Linked DNA regions of Homo sapiens: region 1 is linked to region 2. A link is an interaction called in ENCODE POLR2A ChIA-PET data of the cell type or tissue named here. Cell type or tissue: PC-9. All regions are shown on one strand. Each heading gives the region's core, and the rest is flanking DNA. Links, peaks and the distances in the headings are about the cores only.

Region 1 (5,376 bases), core at 216-5,215, 130 kb after region 2:
ATTGAGTTTAAAAAAAAAAAGCAATTAAAAAGTGCCCTTGATTCTATTTGGACACATGTGCACAGTGTTTTATTCTTCTCTGCCTCCCATGCAATGGTGGGGGATAGTCGGTGCATGATTAGGAGGTTAAACCATATTAACTGGGATTTCCTGGTGTTGTCCTTTACAGTGGAATGGGTAGAGCTTCAGCATCTCCTTCCAGAACTTCCAGAAGTGTCTGGCCAGCTCTTGTCCTCCCCCTGCCAAGATGTTCTGCTGCAGGCTGTTCCCTGAGAGTTGCATGCATCTGCCACACCCTTTCAGTTGTAATTGTGACACCAGTGCAGAGAGATATCAATTCAGGGAGCAAAGCAGACATTATCCTTTCCCTCGATTGTCATGAGATGCCCCAGTTAGGTGTGGATCCCGAGGCACCCATGACATTGTCCTCCAAACTGTGCCTGCGGCCCCAGGTGATGTTGCTAAATTATACATGGGTAGAGGCTTTCAGCAGCGCTGTTTTTCCACCGGAGCACAAAGCACTGTGTTACAGCAGGGATTTTACATGTGGATCTCCAGGCCCCGCAGAAACCGCAGAGCTGCAGGGAAGCAAGTAACTATTTAACTGAGAGGGCACGTCAGGGTGTGAGTTAAATACAAATGAGAAGCAGATACATTGAGTGTAACTTTCTATTTGAGTTATTTCCTTGAGCACAAAAAAAAAAATGCTAAAAGTTTAAGTATTAAACCCATGTGGTTTTCGAAACAAAGAAAGTCAAGAAGGAACAAAGAAAAGTTTTACGGGCCACATTTAACTCTCCTGTCTGGTCAGATAAGAATCTGAGACCTTCAGCTCCTCCTAAATGATGGTAATTACTAGTTTTGTGATTCGGTATCTTTCTGTTCTCTGTGCCTTCTTCATTCTTATTTTACTCTAGTTATATTAATATGTCCTCACTTCCCTCCAACTAAAACACAAAGCAAAGAAAAAAGACTCGCTTCATTAGAGTGATTGAAAGACTATCTTGCACAGAGTAGATGCAGAAAAGCTATTTGTCACATGCATAAATGACATCCCCATCACTCTGGATCCTATCTCCAGGTTTATGTTAATTCCTCACATATATCAAACATGGCAGCTAGTCAGTGCCAATTCTTGAGACATAACATGTTTGAGAAACACTTTGGAAACAAATGGAAGCTCCTGACTGCAAGGGAAGGAAGGAGGGAACGTGGGCTGGTTATGTTGAGGATTAGATTCAAGTAGTTTGTTCTGGTATTTTGAATTCTTCAGGCAGTAAGTGACCCAATCAGAACAGCCTCACTTGATCTGTGCCTGCATTCTCCCCTTCACGTGTTTCTCTAACGTCTGTGACCTCCATTAGTATAAATTAATATAAGCATGGAAACAGGGCTTCTCTACATGTATGATATTTATTCATCTAACAAGCAGTTTTTGCAGGTCACAGAGGCCAGCCTACAGAAGGTTCTGCACTGTGTCCATGCTTAATGTAGTACTGAAAATTTGGATGTTTGCCGTCTGTCTTGCTATTAAGTTAGACTCTCTCACAATATCCTCAATGGTGATTTTTCTTCTGTCGATTGGACAGGTAAAGACCAAGAAGGAGGATTTTTTCCATGCCTGGAACTCGTGTCTGCACCACGTGGCTTCTCTGTCCCTGGCACACACTCACCGAGGTCAGTTGGCTCCTGTTGAATATTTGTAATTGAGTGACTCAGGGGTCTACGGGTCCCTGGAGACACAGCTCTGCAGGGAAAGGACAGTCCCAACACACAGGGAAGGGACAGTCCGTGTGTTGAATTTAGGGCCCCAAGTGACTTACAGAGACTTGAAGCTTGTGGTAAATCAACTCCCAACTTACTAGGAACACTGACCATATGACACCCACAAAGCCTGATGCTAAACCAGTCAGGAACAGCTCACTTAACACAACCTGACAATCACACGAAGCACTTGACAGGAGCCAGTTGGCAAAATGCCTGTCCCTCAGAAGTGGCCCTCTGCCTGACCATGATCTCGTTCCTAAACGGGAGGGTGTGCACACAGATAAAGTGAGAGTGTTTTAACAGGGGTCCTGCCTGAGGAATTTTAAGTGCCAGAATTACTTAGACCTCATCATCAAATTAGCAAGAAACTGGGTCAACCTTCTAAAGCAGTGGTTCTCAACCAGGGGCAATTTTGCAACGTTTGGATGTTTGGCAATGTTTAGAGACGTTTTTGGTTGTCACACTGAGAGGGGTAGTGCCACTGGTGCGCAGTGGGTGGAGGCCAGGGATACTGCTAACATGCTACAGGGCACAGACCGCTCCCCTGCAACCAAGAATTATCTAGCCCCAAATGACAGTAATGCTGAGATTGAGAAACTTGAGTATTCATTTTGGCTTCAGTCGACCAAAATAGCAAAATAAAATGAAACACTGAACACCAAGTAAGATCCATGACGGCTTATCATTGAAATTATTGTTTAATTTCAAGAATCGTCAGTTTGTTTCTCATCATGTCCTGATCTATGGGAAGAAGCTGTTAAAAGAGAAAGGCCAGTTGTTCACTGAGTTGGTAGCTTTATGGGATTTTTCATCACACTGGGTCACTGCTGGCCCTGGGAGGGCTGGGTTTGGTCATACCACAGCTTGCATCTGGGGCACTATCTCATGGGATGGAGATGGGCTCCTCGGTGGGATCAGGGCAGGTATTATGGCCAGGAACCTAGGAGTGTGCCTGCGTCCAACACAACCTCCCAGCCTGACCATCCCCCTTCCTCCCTGACTGGGCAGTTCCAAAAGAGCAAAGTGCATGTGATTCAGTGCCATGTGACTATACCTGCAGGAATGTGTGGGAGCCGCCCTAGGAGCTCTGATGAGAGCTGGATTGGAGTGAGTGCTTTAGGCTCAGACTGAGCCCAGCTTCTTCCTTCCTTCTAAGGACCAGCTCTTGGGACCTTGCACCTTTGGGTGAGCCTCCTAACACAGGGCTCTGGAGTAAACGTGCCGAGAGCACAGGTTTCTCATGGGACGGGAAGCAGGGGCCCCATGGGAACACCTCCCCAGAGACTGGTCTCCACCCAGTGACCACACTCTGAAATGACCATGACCGCATTGGCCTTCCTGATTCTGACTGAGTTCCACTTTCTGCTTCCTGGGACATGGAGGAGGAGCGAGGAGAGGGACCAGGAGCATCAGGGACTATGGGTCATGAAGGCACAGGATTGGGTCCCGTCATTTGCAGACTCAACATTTTTAATGTATTGCCCACCCACAGTGTATCAGGCTCAGAGAAACTGACTTATCTTAATTGAACTCAAAAATGAGTCATATTTAAATCTAAATGCCAGTTTATTCATCAGAAAGAAAATCCAGCCACCAAGTCATCAGTACATGCCCTATCTGTTCTACGAGCATATCTTCAGATAGAATTCAGTTATAATTAGGAGGTTGCAGGAAGTCACACTATCAAGACAGCTCGTGTCCTCAGGCCTGGCTGGAGATCTGAGTGTCCCCTGTGACCTGCTCCAGACCCTAGAGCCCACAGTGTGTCTACTTCCCTGGACTATCTCCATACACTCAGCATCAACCTCATTCCTTTAAGAAATTTATGTAAACCACCCTTCTTCTGTTGGTGGGTTATTTCTTCAGATTTGCCGATCGGGTTGAAACATATCTGGGGTATGAAACAGTACTTGAGACACCCTGATTGAAGGCGACTGTGTCTTGGGCCTTCTCATTCACTGTAGGTAGACTTGTACTGGCTTCACTCTCAGGGGTGGTGTGGCCCTGGCTCCTCCCTCTGGGCCCCTATGTACTGACCACAGATATCGCCCTTCCTGGGACATGAGGATGGACTATATGGACTCCTGGTGCAAAACTTCTAAGCATTCAGAAATGTGATCAAGTTTGAAAAGGAAGGGGGAAGTCAAAGAATCACTGCACAATTCATTTCACCTTAGAAACATGACAGTTGAGCCTTGGGCTGCACAGCCTGCTTGCTGAGAGCACAGTGGAGCTTAGTGAGGACTGAGGATGGGGGCTCTGGAGTCAGGTCACCAGGTTCAGATCCCGGCTTTACCTCTACCAGCTGTGTGACTGTGAGTGAGTTACAAACCCTCTCTGAGCTTCAGTTTCTTCCTCATTTATAAAATGTAGAGAGCATGATATTTACCTCGTGGGGCTGTTGGAAATATTAAATGAGACAACGCTCCAAAGCTCTTGCCTTTGCATCTGGCTCTTTGTTAATGTTTAATAAAACCTTTTTATTACTGCTAATCACTACTCTAGGAAAACCTTAGTTCTTATAACCAAAGTAGAACATTTTCGACCTTGTTCCTTAAAGGGAAGAAAAAGAGGAAAATGAAACAGGTTAAGTCTGAGTGTATGAGGTCTTCACACCCGGAGAAAATATCAAGGATTTGATGATGGCACAGTACAAAATAAATCCAAATCAACCCTGAACCTTTTATTGGTTCATAACCACAGTAGCACAAGTGATTATTTTCAGGAAACTGGCTTCAGGTTCAATGTCAGATAAAGAGGACTTGGAAGTATAAAGAAAGTAATGGAAGAAAAATCATAAGAATTAGTTCAATGACAGCATTTAGAAAGCCCAGGAATGTTTTGAAATCGAGAAATCCATCTGTAATGAGGAGGTCTGTACAGAACGGGTCCTAAAGATAAGGATGCACTAAACATAACACTAGCCAGTAAAATTTCACCAGCGTATCATTACATTCAAATAGCATGTTACCCTCTGGCAGAGGCCTCCAGGGGATGGGAGAAGAAGTAGAAGGAGCCCATCTGTCTTCAGTGACCAGACCCAGATGTTGCCTTTGGAGCCTTTTGAAGGAAGAATGCATAGGAAGGAAGAGAAGGATCAGTCTGTTAAAGCACAGTCTTTTTTTTTTTTTTTGACGGAGTCTCGCTCTGTCGCCCAGGCTGGAGTGTAGTGGCATGATCTCTGCTCACTACTCTGGGGACTACAGGTGCCCGCCACCACACCCAGCTAATTTTTTGTATTTTAGTAGAGACGGGGTTTCACTGTGTTTGCCAGGGTGGTCTCAATCTCCTGACCTCGTGATCTGCCCACCTCGGCCTCCCAAAGTGCTGGGATTACAGGCGTGAGCCACCGTCCCCGGCCTAAAGCACAGTCTTAATGTCACCCCAGATGACAATGAACTCAGAATTTAGCCATTTTTATTAGGAACAAATGGAAAAACACCTTCTGGCATCTGTCTCCGTTTGTCACCTGAAAACTAGGGAAAACCGTGTTTGAAATAAAAATGTTAAGCAGTCTCTGGTGGTTTCCGTAGTGGGATGTAACTGTTACAATGATAAATCGTTATTTTTCTGTGATACACATTTTTGTCTTGCCCTAGAAAGTGCAGC
Region 2 (5,376 bases), core at 205-5,204:
TAAAAAAAATCTCAAGGAATCACAGTTCTGACGACTAACATTAACCACTCTGTCACTCACAGATATTGCTAAGGCTATCATTCTGAAAAGTAAATTAATTTCCCTTGGGTGAGAACTGTCTGAAAAACATTCAGGCTCCTCTCTAGGGTCGGCTGATTGACTCTGGAAAGAACTCGCGGCTTCTATGGCAACGCATTGTGCTAGGAGGCCCTGTCCACACCACTTTCCTAGGTTTTTGTTTTGTCCACCCTGTCTCTACATGGAATTTGGGAAGAAGAAAATTGGCTGGTGTTTTGGGGAACATAAAAGGTGCAGGTGCTGTTAGAAAGCTTTTCAACACACACACACATACACACACACACACACACACACACACACACACACACACACACACTTCTTCTAAAAAAGTCAGTGGACTTAGCTTGTTTTCTTCCCTCTCAGCAATCTCATTATCTTTAATTTAAGGTCGAGTAGAAGAGACTTTAACCCTGAAGCTCTTTTTACAACAGTTTTAGTGATGCAGAGTAAGTTAGTGCTTTGTTTGGGAAAAAGAAACAAAAAGAGTGCTTTTTGGGGAAAATTTAAAATGGCTTTCCTAGATCAAGGATGAGCAGCATCGCAGGTAATTTTAGAGACTCCAGAGTTAATGGTAATGACTCTAATGATGAAGCCTTCTATGCCTTGAACACCTGCTACATGTCAGGCATCACTTAGTCCTCATGCTCATTATCAGCCCCAGTTAATGGTTGAGGAACCTGAGGCTCAGAGGGTTTCTGTTACTTGCCCAAGATAACACACTGGCAGGTGTTAGAGTCTGTGTGCAAACCAGGTGTGTCTGATCCAAAGCCTGAATTTCTAACCATTCTATCTTGTGCTGGTGATGCAGGTGGGGATATGATGTTGACTTGGTCCCAGGATGGTCTCCTACAGGCAGCATGAGTCACTAGAGAGGACAAGAACAGACTCAGTACAAAGGCAGCCAGGTTCCTTGGTGTTTATTTTAAGTAGGTTTGAACCATAGCGTGATGGGTTAGACCCACTTTTGTTTGTGTAATTGAACCCTCAAACAAAGAATCTGAAATTGGCCAATATCAGATCCAGGGTGACCCTACTGGTCCTTGTCAGTCAGGGTTATAACACTGGCTAGAAATGACCCACTCAATGGAAATACAGAGCCAGGGCTGCAGGTTTATCCTGGGTGGTGTTGTCTCCTATCTGAGGGGCTTCTGTGGTCTCCACGGGGGTCATCCCTCAGCTTGTGGGAGGAGGCAGCCTGATCCTAATCCTGTACGGATCTGCAGCCTGCTCCATTCAGCATTGCTTTTGCAGTGTTAATAGATGGGGTAGACAGTCTTTGCAGTCTCCAGCAGCAGAGTGTCAGCCCCTGCTGGATACTTGGCCACAACTTTAAATCCATGGCACTTGTTGGGGAGGGTGTTTATGTTCCCCAGGTTTTTGATCTGGCATGAACTTTGAGAAAGGAAAAGAATAATTGGCAAGGGCTTTTTCTCTGAAGAGCTACACTCTCTGGCCAAGGAAATCTGAGCTTTAGTGTCTGTGTTTGCAGGTTTGGGGGTGCTCTCACTGCTCTGTATGTAGACTATGTGACATTGACACCAGAGCCACAGACTCTCATCTCTTTCCATATCTGAAATATTCCCGTGTTTAAAAATTGCCATTGTCATTGAACTCTTCACCACCATTGAGAATCATGTATTCTATTCTGGGGTGGTTGGATTGATAGACTGTTGAGGGTTGGGAGGAAAAGAGGTGATGAGAAGGTGGAAAAGTTATTTGTTGAGTTTTCTCAAGGATCTGAAGGGCACTTTGAGAACTCTTTCCTGGGGCCATTTTGTGTATTTAATCACAGTCAAGTCTACTATCAAAGAAGCATATATCTCTACGCCACACACACACACACACACACACACACACACATATACACTCACTTACACACACACAGGCTTCTTCCATCTCCTCTACAGATGGATTGAAAGTTGCCCATTGGGTGGTGTGTGGTGGCTCACACCTGTAATCCTAGCACTTTTGGAGGCCGAGGTGGGTGGATCACTTGAAACCAGGAGTTCAAGACCAGCCTAGCTAATATGGTGAAACCCCATCTCTACTAAAAATACAAAAAATTAGGCAGGTGTGGTGGCATGCACCTGTAATCCCAGTTACTCAAGAGGCTGAGGGAGGAGAATTGCTTGAACCCGGGAGGCAGAGGTTGCAGTGAGCCAAGATTGTGCCATTGTGCCACTGCACTCCAGCCTGGATGACAGAGTACGATTCTGTCAAAAAAAAAAAGAAAAATGGAAAAAGAAAAAATTGCCCATGGGAATGACAGGTAAAACACAGAGGATGTTATATGTTAAGCTGATGTTTCAGTGTAGGATTGCTCAGGCCCAAAGGGCAAACCATTACATGTTCAACTTAAAAAAACAAAAAACAGGGCTGGGCACAGTGGCTACACCTGTAATCCCACCACTTTGGGAGGCCCAGGTGGGCAGATCACTTGAAGCCAGGAGTTTGAGACCAGCCTGGACAACGTGATGAAACCCAGTCTCTACTAAAATTACAAAAATTAGTCAGGCGTGGTGGTGCAGGCCTGTAGTCCCAACTGCTCGAGAGGCTGAGGCAGGAGAATCTCTTGAACCCAGGAGATGGAGGTTGCCATGTGCTGAGATTGTACCACTATACTCCAGCCTGGGCAACAGAGTGAGACTCTGCCTCAAAAGCAAACAAACAAAAAAGGAAGAACAAGAAACAAAACAAAAAAGCAGCAGGAATTGTGTGCAGCGAGGTCCCTTCCATGATCCCAAGGTGGAGGGTGGGATCACCTGGTGTTGGAGGTGGTGAGGCTTAGGGCTGAAGATCAGGGTGTCTGACTCTCACACATTCTTACTGATAATAAGAAGCCAGATGTTTACATCCTGGCTGGCCAGCTGGGCCAAATCTTCCAAGTTCAACTGGTGGCATTAAAAATATCCTACTTTGTAAAATATTTGCCCTCTGAGTTTGTATGTCTAGGAGTGCCCCAGAGAAGGGGGAGAAACAGGACAGATGGGCTGTGGACTCTGTGAGAGGTTGGAGGGTTTCTGTGGGAGCCACTGGGAATGGGGTGCAGTGGTCCAGCTGCCAGGCACTTACAAGCTCTCTTGAATCCTGCCTGTGGTCAGGTTATTAATGAAGGAAGGTGGCCACAAAGGAAGGTGGCCTGAGCCCAGGAAGGAACTGAGCTTTTATCTACAGAGGTCAGCACCTTGACGGTGGAGGAGGTTTTGTTCCTCCTTCTTCTGGTTGCAGGGATACCTGCAAACAAGTTTGCACCCTAAGAAGTCTCAGAGTCCAGGGTGAGGCTTAGCCCCAAAGCTCCTCTCCTTTGAAGTTGACTGGTTGCAATGGTACTGCAGAGCAGGAAACATGGGAAGTAATTATCTTTTTAGTAGGTCACTGGCCTCCTTTGGGAGAAGAGACCAGAGGGAGAGGGGAGAAGGCGAATGGCGCGGCCCCCCCAGAGGCTGCGCCTGCAGTAGCTGCCTTGGTGATTAATAGCCATGTCACATCCGACGAATATTGCCTTAAGCAGCCGCGTTCAAAATTGAGTGGGAATGAAATAAAACAACCCAAAATAAATGTTTCCTCTATTCCTTAGGAGTTGCTGGAATCTAGAAATAGCTTTTCAAATCTATAATTTTAAATGGCATCATTCACAGCACTCTGCGAGCCCGGCTTTATTCTCACATGGATATCGCTGTGCGCACAAGCACCACTTTTTGATTTTAAAGACCATGAAAAATTTGAGCTAAGTGACTTTTTTTTGGTATTGAAATAAAAATTATATTTACAGAGAGAAATATAGCCTTTGTATGTGTTTTTAAAGGAAAATAGTAACCCAGTGGAGGAAAAGGATGGGAAGAATATTGTGTCCACATAGATCATAAACTGGAACAATAAAAATGTCTGGCAGGCGGTAATTGCTGGCCAGCTGCAGGGATTACAGCCCTGTGAGCTGTGTTCAGGGCCCTGTGCCAGGATGCTGGCAACCAGAGTCCAGGCCTGGACTGTCATGGCCCTTGGTGAGGCCAATGGGGCCTGAGAGCATAAATAAGAGGGTGACCACAGCATGGCAGGGCAGGGTCTCTCACGGGCCAGGCCCTCTGGGGACCCTAAGTCTTGAGGCCCTCGGTCTCTGCTACCTCTGCTGTTGCCAGGCTGCCTGCATGGGGCTGATGGTGGCAGTCACAGGGCTGACCTCTTGCTGCATCTTTGGGTGGGAGAAGCTTCAGTAGCCCTCAGTGTCATTCCTCCTTGGAGAAGCCAGAGAGCACATCTGATGGGTGGTGAGAAGTGAGAGTAAACTCCCTGCTCAGTGCTTGGGGATTGTCAGGGTCTTGGGCCAGAGGGAGGGAAAGAAAGAGTTGGGTGGTGCCTACTCTTCTGCCCACCCACTTGTTTCCCTCTGGCCCCTGGCAGGAAAGCCTGTGGTGGAATGGGCTATTGGGCATAGGGGAGGCTCCTTCCTTTCATTTCATCTTCTATCCCTGTCCTAACTGCCCTGGCTCCCAGCCAGCACACCAGTGTCTGAGAATTGAATTTTGTTCAGAGCATCTAATGACAAGCAAACGTTCCAAGGAGAAGCAGGGAAGGGTGGGTGGAGGGGTTGCTGTGGAGCTGCTGGGAGTTGGCAGGACATTCATCTGCCCTCCTGCCTCTGTCTTTCCTGGGTGCATATGTCAGGCCAGGCTGGGGCACCAGAAGACTGAGCGGGCCTTCCCTCAGTGGGCTGAGTCCAGTGACAGGTGCTGTTTTAAAATGTAGGTTGTATTATTACTCAGTATGGTGAGCTTGGCAGATCAGAAGAGGACAGCCATTGAAAGCATAGTTTGTTACTCACAGTTCCCAAGAGAAGGGGCACGCCATGCCACGCAGGGCCACACGGGGAAACAATAGCATTGGTTAGAAGGGAGAGGGCATGAAGGGAAAATGTGGGCAAGAGCCTTTATTGTGGTTTCCACAGGAAGAGATGGGCAGGGTTGGTAAGCAGGTTTAAGACTGGCTAGTATGGATAACTTCAGAAGGCTCTGAGGCATAGGATCTGTCTGTCCTGAGTTGTCTGGTACCTGGCCCTGGGGAGACTAGGTTAGGCCCTGAGTGGAAGAGACAGATAAAGGAAGCAGCGGGAATGGGGTCCTGAACTGATTCATTTGCATATGAAAAATGCACTCAAAGGGAGTCGTTTGCTGTCTTCAGCAATTAGCTGGCCCTGGGAGCCCCTGTCCCTCCAGGGTCAGTAAAGTCTCAGATGTCCAAGCATCAGAGGCACATGGTTAACACAGGTGCACATGACACCAGCTGGAAAGGGAAGGTGCTGGG

What was found. Peaks named below come from ENCODE experiments on the same cell type or tissue, not always from the same donor. Only the 100,000 strongest peaks of a DNase experiment are listed, where the experiment ranks them.
Region 1: POLR2A ChIA-PET joins it to region 2 with 10 read pairs; 2 of 35 experiments call an interaction of 5 or more read pairs at or near these places.

The regions. Positions count from the first base shown.
Region 1 is chr2:111,030,038-111,035,413 of GRCh38, forward strand. ACOXL (acyl-CoA oxidase like) reads left to right here. Exons shown (of 18, transcript NM_001142807.4): 15 at 1,590-1,677. It overlaps LOC124907866 (a long non-coding RNA gene), which reads right to left. Exons shown (of 2, transcript XR_007087182.1): 2 at 5,168-5,376. Among named protein-coding and RNA genes, the nearest start is that of ACOXL-AS1, 83 kb to the right of the region's middle. RefSeq lists an enhancer at 2,350-3,549. In PC-9, for the core only: a CTCF peak has its summit at 3,044; a DNase peak (open chromatin) is centred at 2,844; H3K4me3 peaks cover 1,586 bases; H3K27ac peaks cover 2,622 bases.
Region 2 is chr2:110,899,737-110,905,112 of GRCh38, forward strand. All of the region lies in intron 10 of ACOXL (acyl-CoA oxidase like), which reads left to right. Among named protein-coding and RNA genes, the nearest start is that of ACOXL, 170 kb to the left of the region's middle. RefSeq lists an enhancer at 3,701-4,201. In PC-9, for the core only: no CTCF peak of the experiment used is centred there; no DNase peak of the experiment used is centred there.